2 separate regions of the Homo sapiens genome follow, and region 1 is linked to region 2. A link is a loop called in an ENCODE intact Hi-C map of the cell type or tissue named here. Cell type or tissue: HepG2. All regions are shown on one strand. Links, peaks and the distances in the headings refer to the core of each region. The heading gives the core; the rest is flanking DNA.

What was found. A loop is a pair of places that touch in the nucleus more often than their neighbours do. Peaks named below come from ENCODE experiments on the same cell type or tissue, not always from the same donor. Only the 100,000 strongest peaks of a DNase experiment are listed, where the experiment ranks them.
Region 1: it touches region 2 in a loop (3.0-fold over the local background); 2 of 110 quality-filtered maps call a loop at or near these places.

The regions. Positions count from the first base shown.
Region 1 is chr18:42,369,685-42,385,430 of GRCh38, forward strand. The region is part of intron 4 of LINC00907 (long intergenic non-protein coding RNA 907); the gene reads left to right. Among named protein-coding and RNA genes, the nearest start is that of LINC00907, 190 kb to the left of the region's middle. In HepG2, for the core only: no CTCF peak of the experiment used is centred there; no DNase peak of the experiment used is centred there.
Region 2 is chr18:42,437,201-42,452,946 of GRCh38, forward strand. The region is part of intron 4 of LINC00907 (long intergenic non-protein coding RNA 907); the gene reads left to right. Among named protein-coding and RNA genes, the nearest start is that of LINC00907, 260 kb to the left of the region's middle. In HepG2, for the core only: no CTCF peak of the experiment used is centred there; DNase peaks (open chromatin) are centred at 7,341 and 9,221.

The DNA of each region.
Region 1 (15,746 bases), core at 5,812-10,811, 68 kb before region 2:
GGGGTTCAGAGCTTATACACCATCTTGAGGTTACAGAAAGACTGGGGGCTTGGATCATGGTAAAACAGGTTTTGATGGCAAGACAGGTTATAGGGAGGGAAGAAGAAGGGGTCTGGCTAGCAAAGGCAGTCTTGTTATGTAGATGCAACTTCACAGAAAGCAGCCCTCAGAGAGAAGACATGGTAAATGTTTCTTTCAAACCTTTAAAGGTGTCAGACTCTCAGTTAATCTTTCTTAGATCTGGACAAGGGAAGGCCTCAGAGAAAACCTGGCTGCATTAATGCAAATTTTCTCATCAGTGCAAATCTTCCCCACAAAAGTAGCTTTGCAGGGCTAATTCTGTTTTGTAGGCCCTCTGAACAACCACCTCAAAATAGGTCAGATAAGAATATTCTGAGGTGAAATATTTTTATTTCCTTCAAAACCAAGGGAGGTAGGGAACTTGCCAGGTTTGATACAGGTTGAGTCCAGCTTGTGGAAATCTTGAGTATCGTAGTACCATGAGTTTGTTTTTTAGCTGAAAGAGAAGGATGCCTTGAGGAACAAATGGAGGAATCAATAGGATAAGGTTAATTGAAGAACAAAATGTTTGAAGAGGTGTTATAGAGTCCTGGTTGTAAGAATGGAGGAGGTGAGGCATGAAGGAAACAAGAATGAATAGATAAAGATGAATTTTGAGCTGGAAAGGTGAGAGCTAGAATAAGATTATAATTTGGAAATTTGTTTATGTGCTCTATAGTAGCCCCTTATTAAAATGCAGATCCTTTTTAGGTGTAACAGAGAGCTCTTTTTGATTAATATGTTAGTAGGGAATTCACTTAGCCACTGAGGGTGAGGCCCTTTGAGAATAGGGGATGGAACAGTAACTGGCCATCATCAGGGATGATAGAGAATGGGAGCCAAGGATGTGGCATGGGGATGAGAGAGGGACCTGGGCCTAAAATCTGGAGGTCTGGAAAAGCCAAACGAAATCTCTTAAAAATGCTTTCAAGGGCTGGTTCTGTTAGATTGGTGCAAAAGTAACTGCAGCTTTTGCCCTTACTTTCAAATGCAAAAATCACAATTACTTTTGCACCAAACTATTAGTTCTTAAGATATAGCATTGCTTATGATACCAAGGGCTTAGACATCTCTAGACTAGTGTGTGGGTCCTTGTCTGCTCCTCTGAAGCATCAATGGCCCATTAAGCCCTGCTGAACCATAGGACGACAGTCAAGATGTTTGGGTACTGAGAGAGTTCAACTTGTCTGGTGATATGAGAAAATAATTTTTTTCTGAGGATTGTCAGTCCTTTTAAGTCACCAGACCAAGAGAGGATTTAAAATGAGGTAGCAATCATGTCCTACTCCCTTGCTTTTAAGCTGTAGAATCATCTCTGGAAACTGCTTGCTATTGCCACAAGTGGTTATAAATTTAAATTTTTAAAATTTGTATTTTAATAGTTTTTGGGAAACAGGTGGTTTTTTGGTTACATGGATAAGTTCTTTAGTGGTGATTTCTAAGATTTTGGTACCCCCATCATCTGAGCAGTTTACACTGTACCTAATGTGTAGTCTTTAGGCTGTCACCTCTCTCCCACCCCTGAGTTCCCAAAGTTCATTATATCGTTTTTATGCCTTTGTGTTCTCATAGCTTAGCTTCCACTTATAAGTGAGAATATATGATATTTGGTTTTCCATTCCTGAATTACTTCACTCAGAATAATGGTCTCCAACTCCATCCAGGTTGCTGCAAATGCCATCATTTCATTCTTTTTATGGCTGATTAGTGTTCCATGGTGTTATACATATATACCACATTTTCTTTATCCACAAGTGGTTATAAATTAACCTAATAAGGCCACATTAGACATTCTAACTCACACCCTATAGCTTAACAATGTATAGTCAATCAGTAGTTTATGTTATATTAATGTGAATTATTGGTAAACAACTTAGGAACTGCCTCTTCTTTCCCTTTAAAAGTCCACTTGTAATTGTTACTAATTGCAGTGTATATTCAGGGAAACTTGAATCTATATATCCACATTGCAATCCTCAAGCTAGGCCCAAATAAACTCTCTACTTACATTAGTTTTGCCTCGACTTCTTCCTTTTAGATCTGCACCAGCTTGCCTTAACTGTGATTTCCACTGATACTGGGCCTTTGCAGGGTTATACTGTGATTGGGAAAGCTGTTATACACATATTTTGGGGGTTTTAATACAGCTTGCGTCATGACAGAACTATGAGCAAACGGGACTTAAATGACTCCAAATGCCCTCTACATCATATTGTGAATTCCTGGGATTTCATAAAAAAATAGAAAAATACTCATCAACTAAACTCTAGGTGTTGCTTGGTGTTGAGGGAGGAGGGTACAAGTTAGTACCAATAGAGTAAGTGTGATTAATTTTCAAGTGCTCTACTTTTGCCAGAAGGTCTGACTTGGTATTCTAGTTTTGTCAGTTGCTGCTTTCTAATTTTTTTTTTGAAGTAGTGAGAACTGAATAAGATATTGTTTCTGAAAAACCTTTGTAAACATCAAAGAGTTGTACATGCATAATACTGCTTTTGTTTGAGACACTCAAATATCACGTGCCACATATAACACATGTGTGTGAGAAATTGTCAGTCTCAGACTTAAATACAAACAATTCATATTCCACATATTCCATATTTTAAAAATCAAGGTTATTTTTATTATAAAAGTAATGCCTGCTTATTATAGAGTTTACCACATAAAAAGTAGAGAAAAAAGTTGATTGTCTATCACTCAAAGCTAGCACATTTGAATGTTTTTCTTGAGAGATTTCCTGTGAAAATGTGTAGTTTGTTTTATGTAGTTGTAATTATACTTTATAAGTTTTGAGTCCTGACTTTTTCATTTGACAGTGTAATATAAGGATATTCTCATGTTATTTTAACCTTAAGGAAATATTATTTTTAGTGATTTCATAAATTTCAACCATTGGATATGTCATAGTTTGCTCATGAGTCTTATAAGAAATTTAACAGTCTGTGATTTTTGCCATTATAATTCGCTCCTATGGTAGCATATCTTAAGTTATTCTTATGTTAGGTTATATCTGACTTTACAAGTACAAAACTCCAGAATGAGGTGGGTAACTATGGGAAGGGTAAAAAAAATGAGGCTAAATACAAATACTTTCGTTCTTGTTGTCTTGACAACAGAAGAGAAGACTTTCTTTTATTAAATGGAATTATCGAGATCAAAGGTGGACAAACTAGGCCTGTAAAGAGGCAGATAGTAAACATTTTAGGCTTTGTAGGCCATGTAACCCATTTCTCAATTACTTACCTTTGCTTATAGTGTGGAAGCAAACAATATGTAAATGAACGAGTGTGACTGTGATCCAATACAATTTTATTTACAAAAATACAGATTGGGCTGAATTTGGTCCCTGGGCAGTGGTGTGCTGACCCCTGCTTGAAATTATGATTTCAATTATGTACATTTTGAGTGTGCTATATACTTTAAAATGTGAATTTCAAGCTGAAAAATGTATTGTTTAAAGCATAACTAGAGTAAGGTCCTTGGAGTGATGGGGCTTGTCAGGTATTCTCCCTAGAGGAGTGCACATTCAGGTAGGGACAGTCTTCACATATTTATTCCATGTAACAAATACGTAGCTCTTTGTATATGCCAGGTACAGTTCTCGGTGCTTGTATTAGTCTGTTTTTGCACTGCTCCAAAGAAATACCTAGGACTGAGTAATTTATAAGGAAAAGAGGCTTAATTGGCTCATGTTTTCGCAGGCTGTACAGGAAGCATGGCAGCATCAGCTCGGCTTCTGGGGAGGCCTCAGGAAACTTATAATCATGAGGGAAGAAGGAAAAGCGGGAGTCAGTACTTCACATGGCAAGAGCAGAAAGAACAGAAAGAGGGGCAGGCACTACACACATACTTTTAAACAACCAGATCTTGTGAGAAGTCTACCATGAGAACAGCATGAGGGGAATGATGTTAAAACATGAGAAACTGCTCCCATGATCCAAGCACCTCCCACCAGACCCCACTTCCAGCACTGTGGATTACATTTCAACAAGAGATTTGGGTAGGGACACAGATCCAAATCATATCAGTACTTTAAGTATATTTATTCAATGAAGCTTGCGTAACACTGCTGAATTTGGTTAGTATCAGGTTACTTATTTACTCTTTTTGATTCCTTGAAGATCTTTCCTCCTCTGCTTCAATACTCCAGTGAATTTGAGTTCTGATTATCCAAACTTACTATTAGGAAAGAACCACATATGTCATTTACACTAGATGTTGTGGTAATGAACATCAGGAAATAGTATCTCTTGGCATGCTTTCTCACTAATGAGATTTGAAACAATCTCTCTTTGTCCCTAATTCTAATTTACAAAATGGGGACTGTGGTTAGACGGATGGTTTTTACAGCTCACTGTAGATCAGAATTGAAAAAGCATTTAAAAATATCTCTATTTAAAAAAATCTCTTACTAAGTGATTACTAAGTGCTTGGTAAGCTTAGTGCTTACTATGCTTGTTAGATTCTTATGAAGCCAGCCCAGTGGTCCTCAATCTTGCTGTACATTACACTCACCTGAGAAGTTTTACAGACACTGATACTTCAGTCAAACCCTTAGAGATTCTAATTTCATTGGTCTAAGATATAGTCTGGGCATCAGGATTTTTATAAAGTTACACATGATTCTATTGTGCGGCTGCTGAACTAGTCTGAACTTAATCATCTGATTTGTGTTTGCGAATGGGTTTGGAAGAATTTCAACATATTTTCTTTTCCCCATTATGAAGAGTCCAGGACTTTATATTATTAACCCAATATAATATAAAAGAATATGGTACTTGGGTTATTATAACCATGTTTATCCAAGGTTATGTTCAAGTTACTGTTTCTTTGGAGTATACCAAACTTATCTAAATGATTTTGAGAGTGCTGTATTACTGCTCAAGGCCTTAATAAATTGTTTGTAGAATATTTGAAGTGTAACACAAACTATAATTTAAGTCAAGATGTCCTCATGGAAATCAAAATGTACATGTAGCATGTTGAATAACTGTATTTTTAGATCACTTCAAGTAAAGTCCTGAGACCATGTTGAAGAGCAGAGTCTGTTGCTAGTTGTTTAAAATTAAATTCAATTAGAAGACCTGGATTTCGCATTGGAGGCTGGAAGATTCAATGATCAATCCATCAAAAAACTAATTTATATCTTACATTGATGTATAAAAGGTACCATACTCTTGGCTTTGGAGGATACCAAACTGAGGAAAATATAATCTCTGATTTTGAGTAATTTGTAATCTTAATAATAAAACTTAAACAGAGAACAGGATAATAACTGCCAATTTGTAACTGCTATATGAATTCAGAACAGCAAAGCTGGTAGGTGGACAAAGGGTAATTAGAGTGGCTTTCAAAGTGAGACCTGTAGGCTACTTGCATAAGAATACTTTATACATGGTAGCATGAATATATATTCATGGATTCCTGGCATTCTCATCCAGGACTACTCAATTAGTCTCTGGGACAGGGAATGAAAATCTGCCCTTTAAACAGATTCTTCAAGTATTTATTATATATACTCAGCTTGAGTACAATAGATATAGTGGGTACAATATGAGCCAGGCCTTAAAAGATGGTTTGGAGCTATGTAATTATTATAGCAGTTAACATTTGTTAAATCCTAGACACTTTCTAATATTATACATGTATTATGTCATTTAATCCCCATAAAAATGTTAGGCACTTTATTTTTTATTATAGACTCAGAGGGTACATATGCGGATTTTGCAGGTTTGTTACCTGGGTGTAATGTGTGATGCTGGGGTTTGGGTTTCTGGTGAACCCATCACCCAAATAGTGAACACAGTATGCAATAGATAGATAGTTTTTCAACCCTCACTCCACTCTCTCCCTCCCTACTTTTGGAATCTCCAGTACTTATTCCCATCTTTATGTCCATATGTATCCATTGTTTAGCTCCCACTTATAAATGAGAACATGCAGTATTTGATCTTCTGTATCTAAGTTATTTAACTTAGGATAATGGCCTCCAACTCCATCCATGTAGCTGCAAAAGATACGATTTCCTTCATTTTTATGGATGTGTAGTATTCCATGGTGTATATATACCACATATTCTTTGCCTAATTCACTGCTGATGGGCACCTAGGTTGATACCATGTCTCTGCTGTTGTGAATAGTTCTACAATAAACATATGAGTGCAGGAGTCTTTTTGATGACAATCATTTCTTTTCCTTTAGGTAGATACCCAGTAGTGGGATTGCTGGGTTGAATAGTTGTTCTATTCTAAGTTCTTTGAGAAACCTCCATGCTGTTTTCCATAGGGATTGAACTATAAATAGTTTACATTCCCATCCACAGTGTATAAGTGTTTCTTTTTACATGCATCCTCGCCAACATCTGTTGTGTTTTTTACTTTTTGCTAGTAGCCATTCTGACTGGTGTGAGGTGGTATCTCACTGTGGTTTTAATTTCCATTTCTCTGATGATTAGTAATTATGAGCCCTTTTTCATATGTTTGTTGGTGTTTGTAAGTCTTCTTTTGAGAAGTGTCTGTTCACATCTTTTGCCCACTTTTTAGTGGGGTTATTTGGTTTTTGCTTATTTATTTGTTTAAATTTCTTAGAGATTCTGTATGAGTCCTTTGTCAGATGCATAGTTTGTGAACATTTTCTTCCATTATATAGGTTGTCTCTTTATTGATTGTTTCTTTTGTTGCATACCAGCTCTTTAATTAAATCCTATTTGTCTATTTTGGTTTTTCTTGCATTTGCTTTTGAGGCCTTAGTCACAAATTATTTGCGTAGGCCAATGTCCAGAAGAGTTTTTCCTAGATTTTCTTCTAGAATTTTTATAGTTTGAGGCCTTACTTTTAAGTCTTTAATCCATCTTGAGTCAATTTTTGTATATGGTTAGAGGTAGATAGGGGCTCAGTTTCATTCTTAGGCATATGGCCAGCCAGTTTTCCCAGCAACATTTATTGAATAAGGTGTCTTTTCCCCTTGGTCTATTCGTGTAGACATTGTTGAAGACCAGTTGGTTTTAGATGCATGGCTTTGTTTCTCAGTTCTCTATTCTGTTCCATTGATCTGTATGTCCATTTTTGTACCAGTACTATGCTGTTTTGGTTACTATAGCCTTGCAGTGTAGTTTGAAGTTGAGCAATATGATGTCTTTGGCTGTATTCTTTTTGTTTAAGATTGCTGTATTAGTCCATTCTCATATTGCTATAAAGAAATACCAGAGACTGGATAATTTACAAAGAACAGAGGTTTAATTGACTCAGAGTTCTACATGGCTGGGGAGGCCTCAGGAAAGTTATAATCATGGTGGAAGGTGCCTCTTCACAGGGCAGCAGAAGAGAGGATGAGTACCAACAGGGGAAATGCAGAACACTTATAAAACCATCAGATCTGGTGAGAACTCATTCACTATCACAAGAACAGCATGGGGGAAACTGCCCCCATGATTTAATTACCTCCCACTGGGTCCTTCCCACAACATGTGGGGATTATGGGCATTATAATTCAAGATGAGATTTGGGTGTGGACACAGCCAAACCATATTAATTGCTTTGGCTATTCAGGTTCTCTTTTGGTGCCATATGAATTTTAGAATAGCGTTTTCTAATTGTGTGAAAAATGACATTGCTAATTTGATAGGAATTGCATGAATCTTAGATTGCTTTGGGCAGTATAGTCATTTTAATGACATTGATTCTTTCTATCTATAAGCATAGGATATTTTTTTCTTTTGTTTGTATCATTTACAATTTCTGTCATCAATGTTTTGTAGTTCTTCTTATAGAAGTCTTTCATATCCTTGGTTAGATATATTCCTAAGTATTTTTTTGGGAGGGGATTGAGTTCTTGATTTGGTTCTCAGCTGTAGTTGTTGGTGTATAAAAATGCAACTTGTTTTTTGCACTGATTTTGTATCTTGAAACTTCATTAAAGCCATTTATCAGGGTAGGTGTCTTTTGTGAGAATCTTTAGGATTTTCTAGGCATAGGATCATGTCATCAGTGAGCAAAGATCATTTGACTTCCTCTTTTCCTTTCTGGAAGGATTTATTTCTTTCTTTTGCCTGATTTCTCTGGCTAGGACTTCCAGTACTATGTTTCATAGGAGTGGTGAGAGTGGACATCCCTTGTCTTGTTCCATTTCTTAGGGGGAATGCTTTCAACTTTTCCCCTTTCAATATGATATTGGCTGTGAGTTTGTCATAAATAGCTCTTATTATTTTGAGATACGTTCCATCAATACCTAGTTTATTGAGAGTTTTTAGCATGAAGTGCTATTGAATTTTGATGAAGGCTTTTTCTCTATCTATTGAGTTAATCATGTGTTTTTTGTCATTGGTTCTGTTTATGTGATGGATTGTGTTTATTGATTTGCATATGTTGAACCAGCCTTGCATCCTAGGCATGAAGCCAACTCGATCGTGGTGGATAAGCTTTTTGATGTGCTGCTGGATTCGGTTTGCCAGTATTTTATTGAGGATTTTCGCATCAACGTTTGTCAGGGATATTGGTCTAAAATTCTCTTTTTTTGTGTGTCTCTGCCAGGCTTTGGTATCAGGATGATGCTGGCCTCATAAAATGAGTTAGGGAAGATTCCTTCTTTTTCTATTGATTGGAATAGTTTCAGAAGGAATGGTACCAGCTCTTCCTTGTACCTCTGGTAGAATTCGGCTGTGAATCCATCTGGTCCTGGAATTTATTTGGTTGGTAAGCTATTAATTATTGCCTCAATTTCAGAGCCTGTTATTGGTCTATTCAGAGATTCAACTTCTTCCTGGTTTAGTCTTGGGAGGGTGTATGTGTCGAGGAATTTATCCATTTCTTCTAGATTTTCTAGTTTATTTGCATAGAGGTGTTTATAGTATTCTCTGATGGTAGTTTGTATTTCTGTGGGATCGGTGGTGATATCCCCTTTATCATTTTTTATTACGTCTATTTGATTCTTCTCTCTTTTCTTCTTTATTAGTTTTGCTAATGGTCTATCAATTTTGTTGATCCTTTCAAAAAAACCAGCTGCTGGATTCATTGAGTTTTTAAAGGGGTTTTTATGTCTCTATCTCCTTCAGTTCTGCTCTGATTTTAGTTATTTCTTGCCTTCTGCTAGCTTTTGAATTTGTTTGCTCTTGCCTCTCTGGTTCTTTTAATTGTGATCTTAGGGTGTCGATTTTAGATCTTCCCTGCTTTCTCTTGTGGGCATTTAGGCTGTAAATTTCCTTCTACACACTGCTTTAAACATGTCCCAGAGATTCTGGTACAGTGTGTCTTTGTTCTCATTGGTTTCAAAGAACATCTTTATTTTGGCTTTCATTTCATTATTTACCCAGCAGTCATTCAGGAGCAGGTTGTTCAGTTTCCATGTAGTTGTACAGTTTTGAATGAGTTCTATTTTGATTGCACTGTGGTCTGAAAGACAATTTGTTGTGATTTCTGTTCTTTTATATTTGCTGAGGGGTGCTTTACTTCCAAGTATGTGGTCAATTTTAGAATAAGTGCAATGTAGTGCTAAGAAGAATGTATATTCTGTTCATGTGGGGTGGAAAGTTCTGTAGATGACTATCAGTCTGCTTGGTGCAGAGCTGAGTTCAATTCCTGGGTATCCTTGTTAACCTTCTGCCTTGTTGATCTGTCTAATATTGACAGTAGGGTATTAAAAATCTCCCATTATCATTGTGTGGGAGTCTAAGTCTCTTTGTAGGTCTCTAAGGACTTTCTTTAGGAATCTGGGTGCTCATGTATTAGGTGCATATATATTTGGGATAGTTAACTCTTCTTGTTGAATTGATCCCTTGTCTTTCTTGATCTTTGTTGGTTTAAAGTCTGTTTTATCAGAGACTAGGATTGCAACCCCTGCTTTTTTTTGCTTCCCATTTGCTTGGTAGATCTTCCTCCATCCCTTTATTTTGAGCCTATGTGTGTCTCTGCATATGAGATGAGTCTCCTGAATACAGCACAATGATGGGTCTTGACACTTTATCCAATTTGCCAGTCTGTGTCTTTTAATTAGGGCATTTAGCCCATTTACATTTAAGGTTAATATTGTTATGTGTGAATTTGATCCTGTCATTATGATGCTAGCTAGTTATTTTGCCCATTAATTGATGCAGTTTCTTCATATCATTGATGGTCTTTACAGTTTGGGATGTTTTTGCAGTGGCTGGTACCAGTTGTTTCTTTCCATGTTTAGTGCTTCCTTCAGGATCTCTTGTAAGGCAGGCCCGGTGGTGACAAAATCTCTTGGCATTTGCTTGTCTGTAAAGGATTTTATTTCTTCTTCATTTATAAAGCTTGGTTTGGCTGGATATGAAATTCTGCATTGAAAATTCTTTTCTTTAAGAATGTTGAATATTGGTCCCCACTCTCTTCTGGATTGTAGGATTTCTGTCAACAGATCCGCTGTTAGTCTGATGGGCTTCCCTTTGTGGGTAACCTGACCTTTCTCTCTGGCTGCCCTTAACATTTTTTCTTTCATTTCAACCTTGGTGAATCTGACAATTATGTGTCTTGGGATTGCTCTTCTCAAGGAGTATCTTTGTGGTGTTTTCTGTATTTCCTGAATTTGAATGTTGGCCTGCCTTGCTAGGTTGGGGAAGTTCTCCTGGATGATATCTTGCAGAGTGTTTTCCAATTTGGTTCCATTCTCCCCATCACTTTCAGGTACACTAATCAAATGTAGATTTGGTCTTTTCACATAGTCTCATATTTATTGGAGGCTTTGTTTGTTTGTTTTTACTCTTTTTTCTCTAAACTTGTCTTCTCACTTTATTTCATTAATTTGATCTTCAATCACTGATACCCTTTCTTCCACTTGATTGATTCAGCTACTGAAGCTTGTGCATGCATCACGAAGGTCTCGTGTCATGGTTTTCAGCTCCTTCAGGTCATTTAAGGTCTTCTCTACACTGTTTATTCTAGTTAGCCATTCGTCTAACCTTTTTTCAAGGTTTTTAGCTTCCTTGTGATGGGTGAGAATATGCTCCTTTAGCTCGGAGGAGTTTGTTATTCCCGACCTTCTGAAGCCTACTTCTGTCAACTCGTCAAAGTCATTCTCCATCCTTTGCTGGTGAGGAGCTGCAATCCTTTGGAGGAGAAGAGGCGCTCTAGTTTTTAGAATTTTCAGCTTTTCTGCTCTGGTTTTTCCCCATCTTTGTGGTTTTATCTACCTTTGGTGTTTGATGTCAGTGACCTACAGATGGGGTTTTGGTGTAGATATCCTGATGCTATTCCTTTCCATTTGTTAGTTTTCCTTCTAACAGTCAGGTCCCTCAGCTGCAGGTCTGTTGGAGTTTGCTGGAGGTCCATTCCAGACCCTGTTTGTGTGGGTATCACCAGCTGAGGCTGCAGAACAGCCAATATTGTAGAACAGCAAACATTGCTGCCTGATCCTTCCTCTGGAAGCTTCATCCCAGAGCATCACCTGCCTGTGTGAGGTGTCTACTGGCCCCTACTTGGAGGTGTCTCCCAGTTAGGCTATACAGGGGTCAGGGACCCACTTTAGGAGGCAGTCTGTCCGTTCTCAGAGCTCAAACGCTGTGCTAGGAGAACCACTACTCTCTTCAGAGCTGTCAGACATGGACTTTTAAGTCTGCAGAAGTTGCTTGTTGCCTTTTGTTCAGCTATATCCTGCCCACAGAGGTGGAGTCTAAAGAGGCAGTAGGCCTTGCTGAGCTGCAGTGGGCTCAGCCCAGTTTGAGCTTCCTGGCCCTTTGTCTACCTACTCAAGCCTCAGCAATGGTGGACGCCCCTCCCCCAGCCAGGCTGCCACCTCGCAGTTCAATCTCAGACTGCTGCGCTAGCAGTGAGCAAGGCTCTGTGGGTGTGGGACCCACCGAGCCAGGCATGGGAGAGAATTTCCTTGTCTGCCAGTTGCTAAGACCTTGGGAAAAGCACGGTATTTGGGCAGACGTGACCCGTTTTTCCAGGTACAGTCTGTTACAGCTTCCCTTGGCTAGGAAAGGGAAATCCCCTGACCCCTTATGCTTCCCAGGTGAGGTGACATCCTGCCCTGCTTTGGCTTGTCCTCTGTGGGCTGCACCCACTGTCCAACCAGTCCCATTGAGATGAACCAGGTACCTCAGTTGGAAATGCAGAAATCACCCGTCTTCTGCATTGATCACGCTGGGAGCTGCAGACCGGAGCTGTTCCTATTCAGCCATCTTGGAACCCAACTTGAGGATGATGTTCTTGAGGAATGCATTCAAGCCTTCCTCCACTGCTATTTGTAATATGCTGACACATGCTTCTCCCCAGAGCTATTCTATGTGCATGTAGTTTCTCTGTAGGTCCTGGTATACTTGCTTCAGTCATGTTGTGAGTTGGAGTCCATCTGTCTTGCTTCATGCACAAGCATGGGTACCCATGGGTGGGATGGCCTTTGGGCTCTAGGTTTGGGTCTTCATTTCAATAAGTGTAACTTCTACTCATGCATCATGGTCTGACAAATGAAGGTGAGCAGTAAGCTCAGGATATGATAATTGAGTCCATTTTTTAAAAAGTTGAATGTGATAAGTATACAGAAAATGTCATAACCTTCTGAGTGTAGGCTACGCTGGCTTCTCTTATCAGATGCACTGTTTTGGAAACATAAATCCCAGGCTCGCAGCTGAACTAACAATACCAAAAAAGACTTTTGATCTCTGCCACTTTACACGTCCACAGTTGTTAATAAAACTTCTCTACCTCTTTCAGCTTCACTTATAAAAATGGACATTGTGAACTATTTGAACTCTAAAATTTCTGTTTTGCATGTTTAATATTCTAAAACAAAGAGGTTGGAATCTGCACAGTTACCTGGTAAAATTAGAATAAATCTCTATCCAACAACTTCATCACTATGGTGATCATATACCCTGATTTGCCAAGGCGGTTCTGATGGATGTCTCTTGTGCTGGTATGGTTATTAGCACTGTAACAGTAAAGGGGTATAGTAACCCCTTTACTCTCCAAGAGGTCTTCAGTTTAAATGATAATTTACATGGTCATCCTATAGATAACACCTATTGTCCCTAGTCAGACTCTTTGTATTCCTCATGAATGTTTTCTAAATAAGGGCAAGTTTTGGATTCACTGCTGTGTCCTGTGTCCTATTAGGTTCCCTTTTCCTTCTGGCCCTGACAGGTGATAAATAAATAAAACAAATGGCCTCTTGGGAGCTGTTGTCAACTTTGCTCCTATCCAGCCCCAATTTGGGGTGTTTTTTGTTCCTGTTCCCATCACTCAGGCCTTGAAGGCTGATAGATTTCTGATTTCTTCCTTGAAACATGACATGATGAATAAGGCTGCATGCTTTACTGCACAGTCCAAGAAAGAGAACTATAAAAAGTGATTGTCCTATACAATGGGAAATTATTTAACAGGGTTGGCCTTTTGCATGGGGAAAAGTAGGGGCATGATTTCAGAGCTCAGAAAAATGTTCTTCTCCAACAACAGCTCTGGGGAATGAACAGTCTTAAAATTTTCTTGAACTAATGTCAAAACATTTATCTGCAATGAGAGAACTGGTTTAAATTGTATACAATTTTGGGAGAGTAAATTTCATGACATTCAAACTGTTATTTTACCCCCAGCAACCTGGGTCCCATAAAGAGAAATAGAGTGTTCATATCTCAGGAAGTGAGATGCCAGTTCTTCTGTGCTCTGCATTTGTTTGGCACACAATATCTAAAGTAGTGTGATCAATTTTAGGTGTCTCATTATCTACAAATACTAAAAATGTCCAGCACCATTTTTTTTTTTTACTTTTTACAATATCATCCCTGTGTCTAGGTGTGTTTATTTTTGTTTTCTAATTTTTATTAATCAGATTGCTTTTCTGTCATCACCTGATGTATATCAGCATAATGAGGACCAGGAAGTTGGAGTTCTGGAGAGGCAGTGTGGGAGATCAGAGAAAGGACAAGGATATTAGTTTGAAACTTGAAACCTTCAAAGAGAGTTGCCTTAGTTAAAATGCTCTAGTGATATAATTGAGTGGCCTGGGGACAACAAGAGCTACTGCCCAGAATTTCTTACTGCCTCATCTGTGCTTTAGTGTCTGTCCACTTTCCTCTCTATTGCCGCTACCTCAGTGATAAATTTATTGAGCATTTTACATGTAATAACTTATTTAATTCTCATAAAAACCCTGGGAGGGAAATTCTATTAATATTGCTATTTTATAAATTGTGAACTTGAAGCTTGGACAGGTGAAGCAACTTGCCCAAGATCTATGTTACAGCTTGTATGCAGGAGAGTCAGGATTCCAGCTCACACATACATTCCAAGCCCACACTCATTTTGTTTTGTTTTGTCTTTTGTTATTTTATTTTTTCTTTTACCTTTTTATTTTTACCTAATTTCAGACTTAAAAAGAAGTTGCAAGAAAAAAATCCTGTATACTCTTTTCACCCAGATTTCCCAAATGTTAACATATCACCATATTTGCTTTATCAATTTTGTTCTCTCTCTATTTTGTAGTTGTGAGATACCTCTTTGCCCCTAAATACTTCAGTGTATTTTCTAAGAATAAGGTTTTCACTTACATAACTATCATATAATTAAAATCACGGTATTAATATTGTTGCAATAGCTAATCTAATCCACAGACTTTATTGAGATTTATATATTCAATAATTCTCTTTATAGTCCAAGAAAATCCTGCATCACACATCACATTTAATACTCATGTTTTCTTAGTCTCTTTTAATTTGGAACAGTTCCACAGTCTTTTTAATTACATGATATTAACTTAAAAACTACTGGCCAGTTATTTTGTAGAAAGTTCCTTATTTTGGATTTGTTTGCTGTATCCTCAGGCTATGCATTTTGGCCGAGAATACCAGAGAAGTGACCTTGTATTCTTCCCAGTGCATCACACTGGGAGGCATGTGATTTGGCTCTGTCCAATTACTGCTAATGTTAGCTTCGGTCACTCAGTCAAAGTGGTATCTTCTAAGTGATTCCGTTGTAAAAAGTTACATTTTTTTTCCCTTTATGATTAAGACGTATCTTGTCAGGAGATACTTCGAGACTATATAAATGTCCAGCTACTAAAAAAAGTTTCACCCACTACATTTAGCATCCACTGGTGATTCTTACCTAAGTCAATTATTATTATAGTGGTTGTCAAGAATTACTTTATTAATTCCAATATTGGTTCTACATCTAGTTAGTCATTCTACTATAAAGAAGAACTTTCCTCCCTTCCCTCCTTCTGGCCTTTCTTCCTTCCATTTTTTCTTTCCTTCCCTTCTTCCTTTCTTTCTTCTGTCCAGAATCTACAAACCTAACACTCAAATATAGGTTTGGAATACATTATCCACCAGGAAGAACTGTCCCTTCCTTCCTTCCTACCTTCCTTCCTTCCTTCCTTCCTCTTTCTTCCCTCCATCCCTCCCTCCCTTCATCTTTTGTTCTATCATTATTTCTTCATATTAATAATAGACTCACAGGCCAGGTGCGGTGGCTCACGCCTGTAATCCCAGCACTTTAGGAGGCAGAGGTGGGTAGATCACAAGGTAAGGAGCTCAAGACCAGCCTGACCAACATGGTGAAATCCCGTCTCTACTAAAATTACAAAAATTAGCTGGGTGTGATGGCATGGAACTGTAATCCCAGCTACTCAGGAGGTGGAGGCAGGAGAATCGCTTGTACCCAGGAAGCAGAGGTTGCAGTGAGCTGAGACCATGCCACTGAACTATAGCCTGGGCGACAGCATGAGACTCCATCTCA
Region 2 (15,746 bases), core at 6,209-11,208:
ACAAAAATAGCCTGCTTGCTCTCACTCGTCTCGACAAATTCTCAGTATGAACAACTTCCTAGCTTAATTTAGCATTATTTAGCTTTTTAAAGTTTTTGAGAATGCCTTAATCTCTTTGATAGTAGTAGTCCCTGCAGCCTAGGAAGAACAGGCATCGTTATTCGCCTGAGGAAGAGCCACAGCGGCAGATAATTGTGGCTTCTCCGAAGCGAAGCACAATTCTAGTGCTTCAGCTCTCCTGAAGTACAAGAACTCTGATCTCCAATGTAGAGGGCTGTGTTCTGTCCTGTGTTGCTACTAACCCAGGTTGTAACTGTTTCCTTGCAAAACAACTTGGAGGGTAATATTATTTCATGAGAAAAAAAAATGGCCAATGATAATTAATTACCTTTTGGTCCTGAGGGCCATGGACATCTGAGAGGGATTGAAATCGGGGTTTGCCCCGGTATCCCTTACCATCATTGTTGCTTGGGTGTGCTTCTTGCCACTTTCCATACCGCTGACTGACCCATTGAGCAGCGAATGGGCTAGGGAAGGCAGGAAATTGGCTTGTTCCCCAGAAGCATCACATTGTGGTTGTAGCATGACCCAGTTATGTCATGAGCAGCATGTCTCACAGAGGGAAATAGCCTGGAGCCTGGCCAGGGCAGGAGAGAAGCCACATGGTTGGTGAGTACTGGATGCTCTCTCTGTGGCAGGAAGCAGCCTCCTAGCTGTGTGCCATCTTGGAAGCTTGCAATATTGCCAAAACAAAGGCAGGGCCTTCTTGTTTATAGAGGAGGTATCTTTATAAGGACTATTGTAATTCTCCACTAAACATATATGACCTCTACCTGATATGGGTATCCGAGATTCCCTTGTTAGAGAACAAAGACTTTTGATTCTATTGCTGGAGACTAGGCATAGAGTGCAAAACCCCTGGTACAGAGAACATGTTGAGTTTAAAGTTATGCACATCAGGGCAGTGTACATGACTGGTTGCACTAACTTCAGAAGGAGGGTGAGAGCTGGGATTCCCAGGCATGTAAACACACACACACACACACACACACACACACACACACACACACGCACACTTCTACATATTCTCTTGTTTTTCTTATGCTGTTTCCTCTGCCTAGAATCTTACTATGGCTAATTTCTAGTCATCTCTCAAGACAGGGCTCGGAGCTTACTCACCTTGTGAAGTATTCCCTGTTTCTCATCCTGTTGCCTGGTTTGACTTTACCCTCTTTCTCTGGGCTTCTACTGTACCCCATGCATGTTTCTACTGTGACATGTATTATGCTATATTTTCATACATCGTTTTTCTCGAGCATGTTCATAGATGTACCTTTATAGAAAGCATTCTTTTGTGTTTAAGTTTTGAGACTGTATTTGACTTATTAAATTTAAAAATGTAGAAATCTAGTTCTGGGGACATCATTTTTATTTTTATTTATTTATTTTTAGTTTTATAATTTTTATTTTAATTTTTAAAATCTTTAAAGTTCCGGGATACACGTGTGGGATGTTCAGATTTGTTACACAGGTAAAGGTGTGCCATGGTGGTTTGCTGCACCTATCAGCCCATCACTTCGGTATTAAGCCCAGCATGCATTAGCGATTTTTCCTGATGCTCTCCCTCCCCAGCCCTCATCACCATGGGCACCATTGTGTGTTGGTTCCCTCCCTGTGTCCATGTGTTCTCATTGTTCAGCTCGCACCTATAAGTGAGAACAACTGGTATTTGATTTTCTGTTCCTGCATTAGTTTTATAATTTTTAATGTATTTTTTTATTATACTTTGAGTTCTAGGGTACACGTGCACAACATGCAGGTTTTTTACATATGTATACATGGGCCATGTTGGTGTGCTGCACCCATTAATTCTTCATTTACATTATGTATATCTCCTAATGCTATCCCTCCCCCCTCCCCCCACCCCACAATAGGCCCTGGTGTGTGATGTTCCCCTTCCTGTGCCCAAGTGTTCTCATTATTCAATTCCCACCTACGAGTGAGAACATGCGGTGTTTGGTTATTTGTCCTTGCAATAATTTGCTGAGAATGATGGTTTCCAGCTTCATCCATGTCCCTACAAAGGACATGATCTCATCCTTTTTTATGGCTGCATAGTATTCCATGGTGTATATGTGTCACATTTTCTTAATCCGGTCTATCATTGTTGGACATTTGGGTTGGTTCCAAGTCTTCGTCATTATGAATAGTGCTGCAATAAACATACATGTGCATGTGTCTTTATAGCAGCATGATTTATAATTCTTTGGGTATATACCCAGTAATGGGATGGCTGGGTCAAATGGTATTTCTAGTTCTAGATCCCTGAGGAGTCGCCACACTGTCTTCCACAATGGTTGAACTAGTTTACAGTCCCACCAACAGTATAAAAGTGTTCCTATTTCTCCACATCCTCTCCAGCACCTGTTGTTTCCTGACTTTTTAGTTATCGCCATTCTAACTGGTGTGAGATGGTACCTCACTGTGGTTTTGATTTGCATTTCTCTGATGGCCAGTGATGATGAGCACTTTTTCATGTGTCTGTTGGCTGCATAAATGACTTCTTTTGAGAAGTGTCTGTTCATATCCTTCGCCCACTTGTTGATGGGGTTGTTTGTTTTTTTCTTGTAAATTTGTTTGAGTTCTTCGTAGATTCTGGATATTAGCCCTTTGTCAGATGAGTAGATTGCAAACATTTTCTCCCAATCTGTAGGTTGCCTGTTCACTCTGGTGGTAGTTTCTTTTGCTGCGCAGAAGCTCTTTCGTTTAATTAGATCCCATTTGTCAATTTTGGCTTCTGTTGCCATTGCTTTTGGTGTTTTAGACATGAAGTCCTTGCCCATGCCTATGTCCTGAATGGTATTGCCTAGGTTTTCTTCTAGGGTTTTTGTGGTTTTAGGTCTAACATGTAAGTCTTTAATCCATCTGGAATTAATTTTTGTATAAGTTGTAAGGAAAGGATCCAGTTTCAGCTTTCTACATATGGCTAGCCAGTTTTCCCAGCACCATTTATTAAATAGGGAATCCTTTCCCCATTTCTTGTTTTTGTCAGGTTTGTCAAAGATTAGATGGTTGTAGATGTGTGGTATTGTATCTGAGGGGTCTGTTCTGTTCCATTAGTCTGTGTCTCTGTTTTGCTACCAGAACCATGCTGTTTTGGTTACTGTAACCTCTTAGTATAGTTTGAAGTCAGGTAGCATGATGCCTCCAGCTTTGTTCTTTTGGCTTAGGATTATCTTGACAATGCAGGCTCTTTATTGGTCCCATATGAACTTTAAAGCAGTTTTTTTCTAATTCTGTGAAGGAAGTCATTGGTAGCTTGATGGTGATGGCATTGAATCTATAAATTACCTTGGACAGTATGGCCATTTTCACAAGATTGATTCTTCCTATCCATGAGCATGGAATGTTCTTCCATTTGTTTATATCCTCTTTTATTTCGTTGAGCAGTGGTTTGTATTTCTCCTTGAGGAAGTCCTTCACATCCCTTGTAAGTTGGATTCCTAGGTATTTTATTCTCTTTGAAGCAATTGTGAATGGGAGTTCACTCATGATTTGGCTCTCTGTCTGTTACTGGTGTATAAGAACACTTGTGATTTTTGCACATTGATTTTGTATCCTGAGACTTTGCTGAAGTTGCTTATCAGTTTAAGGAGATTTTGGGCTGAGACGATGGGATTTTCTAGATGTACAATCATATCATCTGCAAGCAGGGACAATTCGGCTTCCTCTTTTCCTAATTGAATACCCTTTATTACTTTCTCCTGCCTGATTGCCCTGGCCAGAACTTCCAACACTATGTTGAAGAGGAGTGGTGAGAGAGGGCATCCCTGTCTTGTGCCAGTTTTCAAAGGGAATGCTTCCAGTTTTTGCCCATTCAGTATGATATTGGCTGTGGGTTTGTCATAAATAGCTCTTGTTATTTTGAGATACATCCCATCAATACCTAATTTATTGAGAGTTTTTAGCATAAAGGCTGTTGAATTTTGTCAAAGGCCTTTTCTGCATCTATTGAGATAATCATGTGGTTTTTGTCTTTGGTTCTGTTTATATGCTGGATTACGTTTATTGATTTGGGTATGTTGAACCAGCCTTGCATCCCAGGGATGAAGCCCACTTGATCATGGTGGATGAGCTTTTTGATGTGCTGCTGGATTCGGTTTGCCAGTATTTTATTGAGGACTTTTGCATCGATGTTCATCAGGGATATTGGTCTAAAGTTCTCTTTTTTGGTTGTGTCTCTGCCCGGCTTTGGTATCAGGATGATGCTGGCCTCATAAAATGAGTTAGAGAGGATTCCTTCTCTTTCTATTGATTGGAATAGTTTCAGAAGGAATGGTACCAGCTCCTCCTTGTACCTCTGGTAGAATTTGGTTGTGAATCCATCTGGTCCTGGACTTTTTTGGTTGATAAGCTATTAATTATTGCCTCAATTTCAGAGCCTGTTATTGGTCTATTCAGAGATTCAGCTTCCTCCTGGTTTAGTCTTGGGAGGGTGCATGTGTCGAGGAATTTATCCATTTCTTCTAGATTTTCTAGTTTATTTGCATAGAGGTGTTTATAGTATTCTCTGATGGTAGTTTGTATTTCTGTGGGATCAGTGGTGATATCCCCTTTATCATTTTTTATTGCATCTATTTGATTCTTCTCTCTTTTCTTCTTTATTAGTCTTGCTAGTGGTCTATCAGTTTTGTTGATCTTTTCAAAAACCAGCTCCTGGATTCACTGATTTTTTGAAGGGTTTTTTTGTGTCTCTATCTCCTTCATTTCTGCTCTGATGTTAGTTATTTCTTGCCTTCTGCTAGCTTTTGAATGTGTTTGCTCTTGCTTCTCTAGTTCTTTTAATTGTGATGTTAGGGTGTTAATTTTAGATATTTCCTGCTTTCTCTTGTGGACATTTAGTGCTATAAATGTCCCTCTACACACCGCTTTAAATGTGTGGGGACATCGTTTTTAGAGTTAATGAAAAAGAACACAAGACATCTATATATTCATTAACTGAAATCAATTTTATTGTCCTTCCTATATTTCATAATAGGGTTCTCATAACATCCTGGATATGGATAAAATTCAGGTCCCAGTGTTCCCATGCTACTCTGAGCCATTTGCTTGTATCTCATACCCCCATGATGCAAGGAACCATGTCTCACATGAGGGGAACTCATGAAGACTTGTCAATGGGACAGAAGGACCCTCCAACCTGAGAGTGAGGTTCTCTTTTACTCCAGTGTCAGAGGTTGCTTGGCTCTCTACAGAGATTCAGCTGGACTTCTAGATTCACAATTGAATTTAGAAACATTCAGAATATAGCTATGCAGTGATATATGTAGGGAGAAGATAGCTGTTGAGATGCTTATGGGTGAGGTAGCTGTTCCTCTGAGAGGGCAAGGGAAAGGAGTGGCCATGGGGGTGGGGAGGCAAACTTAGCCTCCCACAGAAGCCATTATTCTGTCCCTTCACAATTATAACTGTGATATCCACTATCCTAATGAGTCAGCTGAGTCTCTGTCCTGCAAGTTCATAGATTTGGCTGCCCCATGCCTGGGTACCAAGGCATTCTCAAATTGTGATTCTAAAATTCCTAGGAGTTCGAGGCTTAACCCTGATCACATCACCAGTGCTAAAGTAACATGACATGATTAATTCTTCTAGACCTCTGCCCTTACTCTAAACCTAGCTGTTCCACTAGCCAACCCATCACACTACTGTCTCCTCTATCAGATGATTCATACTCCATGCACTGATATTGTTCTAGAATGTTGTGGAAAGATCTTTGGCTCAAATATAGGAACTAAAAAAGTCCCATCGTTGGTTCTCATGTCACTTGGCTGTCTACATGCATCGATTTTAGGAGTCCAAATCTTACTTGGCTCTGAGTCTTTGTTCTCTCACTTCCTTAACTGAACTTCTGATCTGTGTCTTAGCTCACTTTCTGGACACATTGTCTGGCCTATCTGACATACAGGATTTTTATAAACCAATCTAAATACCATCAGAAAATTGTAAAGGAGAGAGCGAATTGGTGAGAAGAGTGGTTCTCACAGTCCGGAAACTAATTTTCAATTGACTACCATAGTTCCTTGATCCTGAAAAGCGCACTTGTTTTCTACAATTGTGTATCTCTGAAATTAAGGTGTCCTGTAATTAATAATTAAATCTAATGTAGAAAGTATCTTTCTTTTTTTCTGAAAAACTTTTATTGGATCAGTGTGTTGAATCTGTGCTCAAATCTAAGAATGAAGAACGAAGGAATTATTATATGCCTGCAAATATTTTGGTTATGTTGATTTGCTAGCCCTAAGGGCATTAAGGTATGTTGTACAGCTAGGAAAAGTGAAATGAGTAAAGAGAAGAAAATCAGGGATCAGCCAGGGAGCATAGGGCTAGTTTTTCATTTTGACCTCCAATTCTTTCATAATTATTTGCTCTGAGCATCTGGGCCTCATTCCTTGATCTTGTATGCCTCAGGCTGCTTCTTTGTCTTTGTGGTTGAGGTTAGTGGAGGCTGTGTCTGAATTTAATATCCTGCTTTCTTATAGCGAGCTGATCCTTTCAAGGCACAGGTAATTCAGCAACACCCAAAATATTATTTGCATTTGTGGGGATTGGGGGCAGAGTTCCTATATACCAGAGCAAGTGCTTTATGGGTATATACATTTTATAATTTAATTCTCAGAACAAACCTATGAAGTGGTATTTTCTCAGTTTTACATATAGGGCAGCAGGCCTAAAGATGCTCAGTAAATTACCTGTTTTTGACCCAAGGAATTTGCAAAGAATTTAACAATGTTAATCTCTGAAATCCATTTTATGGCATTATCCTGACCCTCAATAGACCTTTATACCACCTTAATTGGATATTGTGAAGATGAATATGTTCACAATCTCTCCCACATATGCATGCCACACACACACACACACACACACACACACACACACACACAGTTTATCAGCAACTTTATTGAGGAAAAGTTTAGGTCTGGAGACAGGAGGTAGGGATAGAAAAGTACCTGGTACATAGATATGGAGAAAGGAATTGAGTGCAGGCCAGAGAGCCTGCAGCCTTCAGTACTGGGTTAGAACAGCTATGTGCACACACAATAGGAAGCCATTGCAATGCTGAAAACTGAGGAACAAGGAAGGATTCTGAGAGGTCATCTAATATCTTTCCTGTTTTCAGACAGCTCCAGATTTAAGCTATTCTGAAAGCATTTATGTGGAATTTGAAATGAAATGTAGCTGCTTAGTCTTTAATAGAAGACAAACAAAATGCAGGAGCTTGTGGGTCGATTCTGAACAAGGTATCTTTTTTTAATGCATCACACTGGGGGGTGAACACATATTTGAAAGGGCTTAGAATGCACATAAAGGCTCTGTACTTTGACCTTGACCAATGCCAGAGAATGCAAATCCCCACAGTAAGAAACTACCACCCAGAACTATAAATAAAAAGAAAATGAGAAATAAATGAGCTACATGTTGGTATTTTGTGACAAATCCCCCAGATTGATGAGAAGAATACCACACAAACTCATCCTGGAATGTTGAGATCCATAACATATGTACAAAATGCAAAAGCCACTCTTCTTAATGCTTCTTTATGGGCTGCTTCTCCATGGGGTTGTCCTGAAAAAAATGTGTTTTGGGAAGTAAAAGAGAACCTTCACTCTAAGATCTTAGTTCTGCAGTGCTTAAATCCCTCTCACAGTGACAAACAGAGACCATAACTGATGCTTTTGAAGTTAGGTTTAATCTAAGAAAAGATTCTTAAGCTTTTAACAAGACTCTGGATAGAATAGCTGGATCAGGATTTTTTTTTTAATATCATCTGAATGTCACTGAACAAAGCATTTGGAGATGGAGGAAGCATAGGGCATTATTAACTGGAGGAAAAGTGATGACTTTTCCCTTTTTGTTCATTCTTAATAAATTATGTGCTTTCAGCTAAAATAAATGGGGCTCAGTATTCATAACCATTTCACACTTCACGTTAACTCTTTTTTGTTGTTCCTCAGCTCCCTGAGAGCCAAGTTCTTTATGAAGGCTTGTTTTTATTACCTGAATTAATCTAGAGTTCTAGGTGGTAAAGATTATCCCCTGAAACCGTGAATGAGAAAATGGATATAGGTGAGGTGCTTTTCCTCTGCTGCTTATCATAATTTACAGTGATCTGGATTGCAAGTTTTAGGGGAGATTTTGTCCAGTTGTTTGTTGGTAGATGTTTAACAACTGGCTCTCCAGAAAAGAAAAATAAATAAATAAAAAGAGAAAAAAATCCCCACTGATAACCGTGTTTGACAATTTCGTTGGTATAAATACTCTAACCAATGTTGAATTCAACCTACCAGTGCCTTAACAACTGGCCAAATTTTGCCAATTGGCAGTTGTTAGTGCTGACTTCAACCTTTCATTATCTCTTTTAGTTTTGCTTCTCAAAATCCTCTCAATCAAAATTGGAAAGATCATTTGAATAAGCAGAAACCACCACCACCATCACCACCACCACACTACATTAAGTCAAGCAAAATCACAATGTACCCATAAGTATGTGCAATTATCGTGTCACCTACAATTTTTTAAAAATAAAACATTTAAAAAAGAAGTCAAACTGAATACTGAACCCTGTAACACATCACTAGGGAATACAGTATGTCCTTATTTAAACTTGCCTATAGGTTTTTGGATATACTGTATGTTATAGAAACTTAACTCTTATTTATATCAATTAGCCTATGGTAAAATTATTTCTTTAATGCAGTACATTGTTTCACTTGAAGTCAAACTTTTCAAAAACCTATTGACAATGTTATAGGAGGACTCACTGTATACCCTAGTTTACTTTTATGTCTATTTAAGGTCCACAGAGAGTGTATTAAAAATATAAGCCCAGTCCTCACTTCTGGATGGCTGTGAATAATAAAACATAACCTATTCTTCTTTATGTTTTTTTTTAAGTTCAACCAATTTTTACATAAACAAAAGTGATTTATTGCCTTTAACCAAAAGTCTGTATTTTGGCAGGAATATTGAGTTCATCATTGTACAGTTCTAACCCATGAGTGCCTGCTTACTATGCCTGAAATATTCTCTTGCATTTTCTGCCTGTCACAGATGACTCTTTGTGGTCAGCAGGCAAAAAAGAACACAAGATACTTAGCTGGTGAGGTAACATGTTGATTTTAGCTTTGACCTTTTAAACCTCAGTTAGTTTTTATTATTTGGTTTGTTCAGGAATGAGGCTAACATTCTTGATGACCATTCATTCAGTGGTCAGCTAGGGCAATAACATTGATGCTCCTGTAATTGCCAAACAATGGAAAGGAAGTGATGAAGAATACTCATGGCTGGAATTTAGGCAGCTAGGGGAGGAAGGTACAGTTTGGAAATGATGGCTACTTGGTTCGTGTTAGCACAAGAGTCAGGCAAGAGAGCATTTAGGGAGAAATTAGAGGAATAAGATTGCATGTGTCAGTCCAGGATAACATAGTCTAGATAAACTTTGTGTCTCCAGTCCTAATTATTAACTTAATGCCTTTCCATTATCTCTTTGGCTTGGAATCATGGTTATTTCCATGGAAAATGGGCTAAAATATCAGGGCATAAATAAGGAGAGTCTATATGTGTTATCCTGATAGGGTGGTATGTTAGTTTATTCTTGCATTGCTATAAAGAACTACCTGAAACTAGATAGTTCATATTTTAAAAAGGTTTAATTGATTCACAGTTCTGCAGGCTATATAGGAAGCAAGCTTGGAAGGGCTCAGGAAACTTACAATCATGGCAGAAGTTGAAGGGGAAGCAGGCATGTCTTATATGGCCAGAGAAGGAGGAAGAAAGGGAGGGGAGAGGTTCCATACACTTTTAAGCAAACAGATTGTGTGAGAACTCACTCACTATCATGAGAACAGCAAGGGAGAAGTCCACCCTTGTGATCTACATTACCTCCCACCACACCCCCTCTTCAACACCGGGGATCACAATTTGACATGAGATTTGACTAGGGACACAAATTCAAACCGTATATTTGCAACCCTGCCTGTTCCCAAATCTCATGCCCTTCTCACATTGCAAAATGCAATCAACTATTCTCAACAGTCCCCCAAGTCTTAACTCATCTCATTATCAGTATTAACACAGAAGTCCACAGTCCAAATTCTCATCTGAGACAAGGCAAGTCCCTTCTGCCTGTGAGACTGTAAAAACCAAAAACAAGTTAATACTTCCAAGATACAATGAAGATATGGGGATTGGCTAAATACTCCCATTCCAAAAGGCAGAAGTAGGCCAAAACAAAGGGCTACAAACCCCATGCAAGTCTGGAACCAAGCAAGGCAGTCATTAAATACTAAAGATCCAAAATAATCTCATTTGACTCCATGTCTCACACCCATGTCACACTGTTGCAAGGGGTGGGCTCTCAAGGACTTTTGCAGCTCTGTCCCTGTGGCTCTGCAGGGTACAGCCCCTGCAGCTGCTTTAAAAGGCTGGCATTTAGTGCCTGTGGCTTTTCCAGGTACATGGTGCAAGCTGTAGGTAGATCTATCATTTTGGGGTCTGGAGGATGGTGACCCTCTTCTCACAGCTCCACTAGGCAATTCTCTAGTGGGGACTTTGTGTTGGGGCTTCAACCCTACATTTTTCCTTCACACTGCCCTAGTAGAGGTTCTCCATGAGGGCTCCATCCCTGCCGCAGACTTCTGCATGGACATCCAAGTTTTTCCTTTCATCATTTGAAATCTAAGTGGAAGCTCCCAAGCATCAACTTTTGCCTTCTGCCTGCTCACAGGCTTAACACCACATGAAGGCTGCCTAGGCTTATGGTTTGCACCCTCTGGAGAAGAAGCCTGAGGCATATCTGGGGCCCTTTTAGTCACAGCTAGAGTTGGAGCAGCTGGGCTACAGAGACCAGTGTCCTGAAGTTGCATAGGGCAGCAGGGCTATAGGCCTGGTCCTGGAAACCATTCTTCCCTCCTAGGCCTCCAGGCCTGTGATGGGAGGAGCTGCCACAAAGTTCTCTGAAATGCTTTCAAGGCATTTTCCCCATTTTCTTGGCTATTAACATTCAGCTCCCCTTTACTTATGCAAATTTCTGAAGTGATTTGAATTCCTCTCCCAAAAATGGGGAGAGGAAATCTACATGGTCAGACTAAAAATTTCCTAAGCTTTTATTCCCTGCTTCCCTTTGAAATATAAATTCCAGTTTTAGATAATCTCTTTGCTCATATATATGACCATACATGAAGGAATCAGGCCAAATCTTGAATGCTTGCTGTTTAGAAATTTTTTTCTACCTGCTACCCTAAATCACCACTCTCAAGTTCAAAGTTCCACAGATCTCTTGAGCAGGAACAGAGTGCCACCAGTCTCTTTGCTAAAGCTTAGCAAAAGTTTCTTTTACTCCAGTTCCCAATAAGTTCCTTATATCCATCTGAGAACACCTCAGCCTGGACTTCAATGTCCATGTCACTATCGCACTTTGGTCACAACAATTTAACAAGTCTCTAGGAAGTTCCAAACTTACCCTCATATTCTTGTCTTCTTCTGAGCCCTCCTAACTGTTCAAACCTCTACCCATTACCCAGTTCCAAAGTTGCTTTCACATTTACAGTTATCTTTATAGCAATGCCCCACTTTCCAATACAAATTTTCTGTATTAGTCAGTTCTCACATTGCTATAAAGATACCTGAGAATGAGTAATTTATAAAGAAAAGAGGTTTAATTGACTCACAGTTCTGCAGGCTGTATAGGAAGCACAGCTTGGGAGGCCTCAGGAAATTTACAATCATGGCAGAAGGTGAAGGGGAAGTAAGCATGTCTTACATGGCCAGAGAAGGAGGAAGAGAGAGAGGGGAGAGGTGCCACACACTTTTAAGCAACAAAATCTTGTGAGAACTCACTCACTATCATGAGAACAGCAAGGAGGATATCTGCCCCCATGATCCAATTACCTCCCATGAGCCCCCTCCTCCAATATTGAGGATTACAATTCCAAATGCGATTTGGGCAGGAGCACAAATTCAAACTATATCAGGTGGCCAACTTGTTCCTGTTTGTCTATAAAAATGGAAAATCTTTATTTTCCCATTTTAGAACTGGAAACACCTTGTCCTGGAAATGCTTTCCATTCCCAGGAAAACAGGAACAGTTGATAACCTACATACTGAGCATTCAGATCACATTCCCATAGTAAGTGTATGTGTGTGTGTGTGTTTGTGTGCATGTGTGTACTTATTAAATCAGATTTATAAACTACTATATGACACATCCATCAATTAACATTTTGGGGTGTACAATTGTTTAATCAGATATTATCCATCTATTTATGATTTTTCATCTTGTCAAAAAATATGTCATGAGGGGCTTGTTTTTCTGACATCAGAATATAATAAATCAATACATCAGTTTTGCCATTGCAACAGACACATCAAAAACGACATAAATGTCATAAAATAATACTTTTTGAAAATTTGACAGAAATTAATATTAAACTCTCTGTTCAATAGAATATAGAACCTCCTAGGCCTCCAGGCCTCTTTTCAATTTACTATCATTTACTTTTTATTTTACTATCAGTTTTTTGCTTTTAAAGAATATGTGGCTTTGCAATTTAGGCAGAACTTGTCTTAAATTTTGTATCTTCCACTTGTACAAGTCATAACCTCTATTTCAAGTCATTCTATCTTTCATTTCCTCTATAAAGTCATGCTTTTTAGAAGACTTATATTTAATTGAGATAATACATGTAAAAGGTTTGATCCATTGCATATGTTCAATAAACATTAATTTACTTCTCCTCATTTTTTAAAAGCTAGTACTATGTTTGGCCATATCCTGTTTTATAATCTTCTCATAATTCTTTTGTAATAATTGACAGTGGTTTTGTAATAATATAGGTCAACTAGTGACATGACAGGACAGTAATTTATAAAGCAAAACTTTTATTCTCACAATACTAATTCATAAAATACTAATAACAAATGTATCTGATTACTGTCCAATGTGAGGCTAAGGACTGAATACTATTCTGTGCTCAATGAAAATGAAAACATTTACTTGAGGTGTGAACATGCTTTTGATGAGAATAATGAGTCCTTTCTTTCATGTTCATATTAAACAATTTTTGAATATTATTTAAATACTGGTACATCTTAACAAGCTGACTCTAATTACAGTAAACTAAGTCAAGGTGCCAGCCCCTGATTGATTAATTACTTGGTTGACTTGACTGAAGTTTGTCAAAATTAACTCTCAGTATATTTGTAGAGCCAGTAATGAAAATGAGTGCGGGATACTAAATACAAATACTAAATAAAATAAGATATTAAAGATATGTTTAGTTTATACAAACCTCTCATTTTAAAGAAGAAACAAAAAGTAAATGTTAGAAGTAACAGTTCCAAAATCACACAGAGAATTAGCAACAATTAGGACAAAAATTAAGAATCTTGGCATCTAATCAACACTGTCTCCACAACATTTTATATTTTAAAAAAGATATTCAGGGAGGGGCTTGAAAACAATGTGTTTTTTTCCAACATTCTGAACACATAAATTTTTTCAAGAAAATGCATTGATAGAATTTTTACTTAGATTTATATTTTGTATTCTAAAATTATTAAATACAGGGTCACTAATTAGCAGAGTGCAAGGAAACAACTACATTCCCATCGGAACAATTCTATTGGAAGATTACTCTGCTAACTGGTTTTTAGGGGTTGTTGCCGTGGCCAATTGACTGCTAACCCCTGCAGACAGTGGTATTATGTGATAGGTATCTATTCTTACTCCTTGTCCAGTTACATTAATTGATTGATGTTGATAAATCTTTATTTAATCACATCATGAGAAATAAGAAAAATGGCCTATTTAAGAACATCAGGATAACAGCCTTTTCCCAATGTGAACCAAGAGGATCATAACTCAAAATATCTACATTATCTTAAAAAGTGATCTTGGTAATGAATATTGTAATTGAATTTAGTACCAATAGCCAGAAGAAAATTGTACAAATTTAGTTATTAAAGGAGATTATGTTTACATTCTCCAAGAGAGTTGTTGCAAAGTTGCAATGATAACCAAGAAAGTACAGAGAGAAGAAAAAAGGATGCATTACTGAAATTCTCAATAGAAAAAAATAGACTAACCTGGACCTGAGAAGAACAAGATAAAGGCTGAGGGGCCCACGAGAAGGATGGTGTTGGGGGGATGTTGGGGAAATTCAGCAAAAATTGGATTTTGGGAGGCAGAGCAGGTTATTTGAAAAGGTTGGGTCATAAGGAGTATATATTTTAGATGTGTTAAACTCTTATCACATGCAGTTATATAAACTTATATTACTGAGGTGGGAAAGTTCAGTAGACAGTATAAGTCATGGGCATTAAGACTAAAGTAGAGAACGCAGTTGAAGCAATAGGTTCAGGAGCCATTGGCATTTGCGTGATACCATATTCCCACCATGTATCAAACCCTGTATATTATAATAAATTACCTTGTCCTGACTCCCCAGGAATTTGCTCATACTTCAGTAGATGAAACAGACAAATGAATCGGTTAAAATACAGAGTGACAAAAATCATGGTAAAATAATATATAAATGTCCTTTGGGATCTAGAGGGAGAAATTACCTCTAATTTGGTATTAGAATGGAGGATAGAAATTTGCTCAATGCAGAATGGTGGAAGAGCAGGCCAGGGAGAAGGCCAGAGTTGGTAAAGCCATGGAGGTGGAAAAGAAAACACAAAATTTTGAAGGACTCATTATGGATTCATCGTGGATAGCAAAGGGTGAATCAAATGTACATGAACTGAAGAGATAGCCCGTAGTGCCTTGTGAAGGGTGTTGTTAGTCCTATAAAGAATTTTGAACTTGTTTTTGTTGGGGAAATCATTAAATCGTTTTCATCAGAGAAGTGACATGATGAGATTTGCATCTCAGGAAGGTCAGTTAGGCTTTATGAGAAATGAACTAGAGGGAAAAAAGCAGAAGTTAGAAAGACTAGACAAGAGACCATTGCAATATCTAGGCAGGTGATGATGATGGCTTGAAACAAGAATTTTGAGAATTATTTAGGGGGTAGAATTAGTAGACTAGGTGAACGAATGAATATAAAGACCAGGAAAGAATAATAATTCAAATCAAAAACACAGGTTGTGGCATGATGGGTTCATTCCTCGAGATAGTTGTAACAAGTATCCAAGTAAAGAAAGAAGGATGTGATCTTGAACATATTGAGTTTGAGGAACTCATGAGAATCACAACTTGTCACCTTGACATATGAGTTTGGAACAAAGTAGAGAGGCATGAGATGAAGTAAAGACTAGGAATTATTACTAAGCTTTAGTTTTTTAGGGTTTTTTTTAAAGCCTCAAAATTAAATTAAATCTACTATGAAGAGCATGAAGAATGACGAAAGAAGTCTTCATGCAAAACCCTGAGAAACCCTAACATTATAGGCACAGGTAGAGAAAAATAACCTGTAATGCATTTAGAGGAGGCATCTATGTAGGAAGTAAACCAGAGAAATGTGGTGGTATTAGCTTGAATGTAGATAAAGTGGATGGTTGACTCTACCTTGAGGTGGAATAATACTGGGTAGATGTAATAAAGGAAAACTGGGGCAAAAATTTAAAAATTATGGTAAGATTGTTGCAGTGATCAGAAAATGGTAACTAAGAGAGTCCAAGAAAGAAAGACATGAGGCGATAAAAAAGTGTCAAACCCCAGAAATTCTCAATAATGTCAAGAT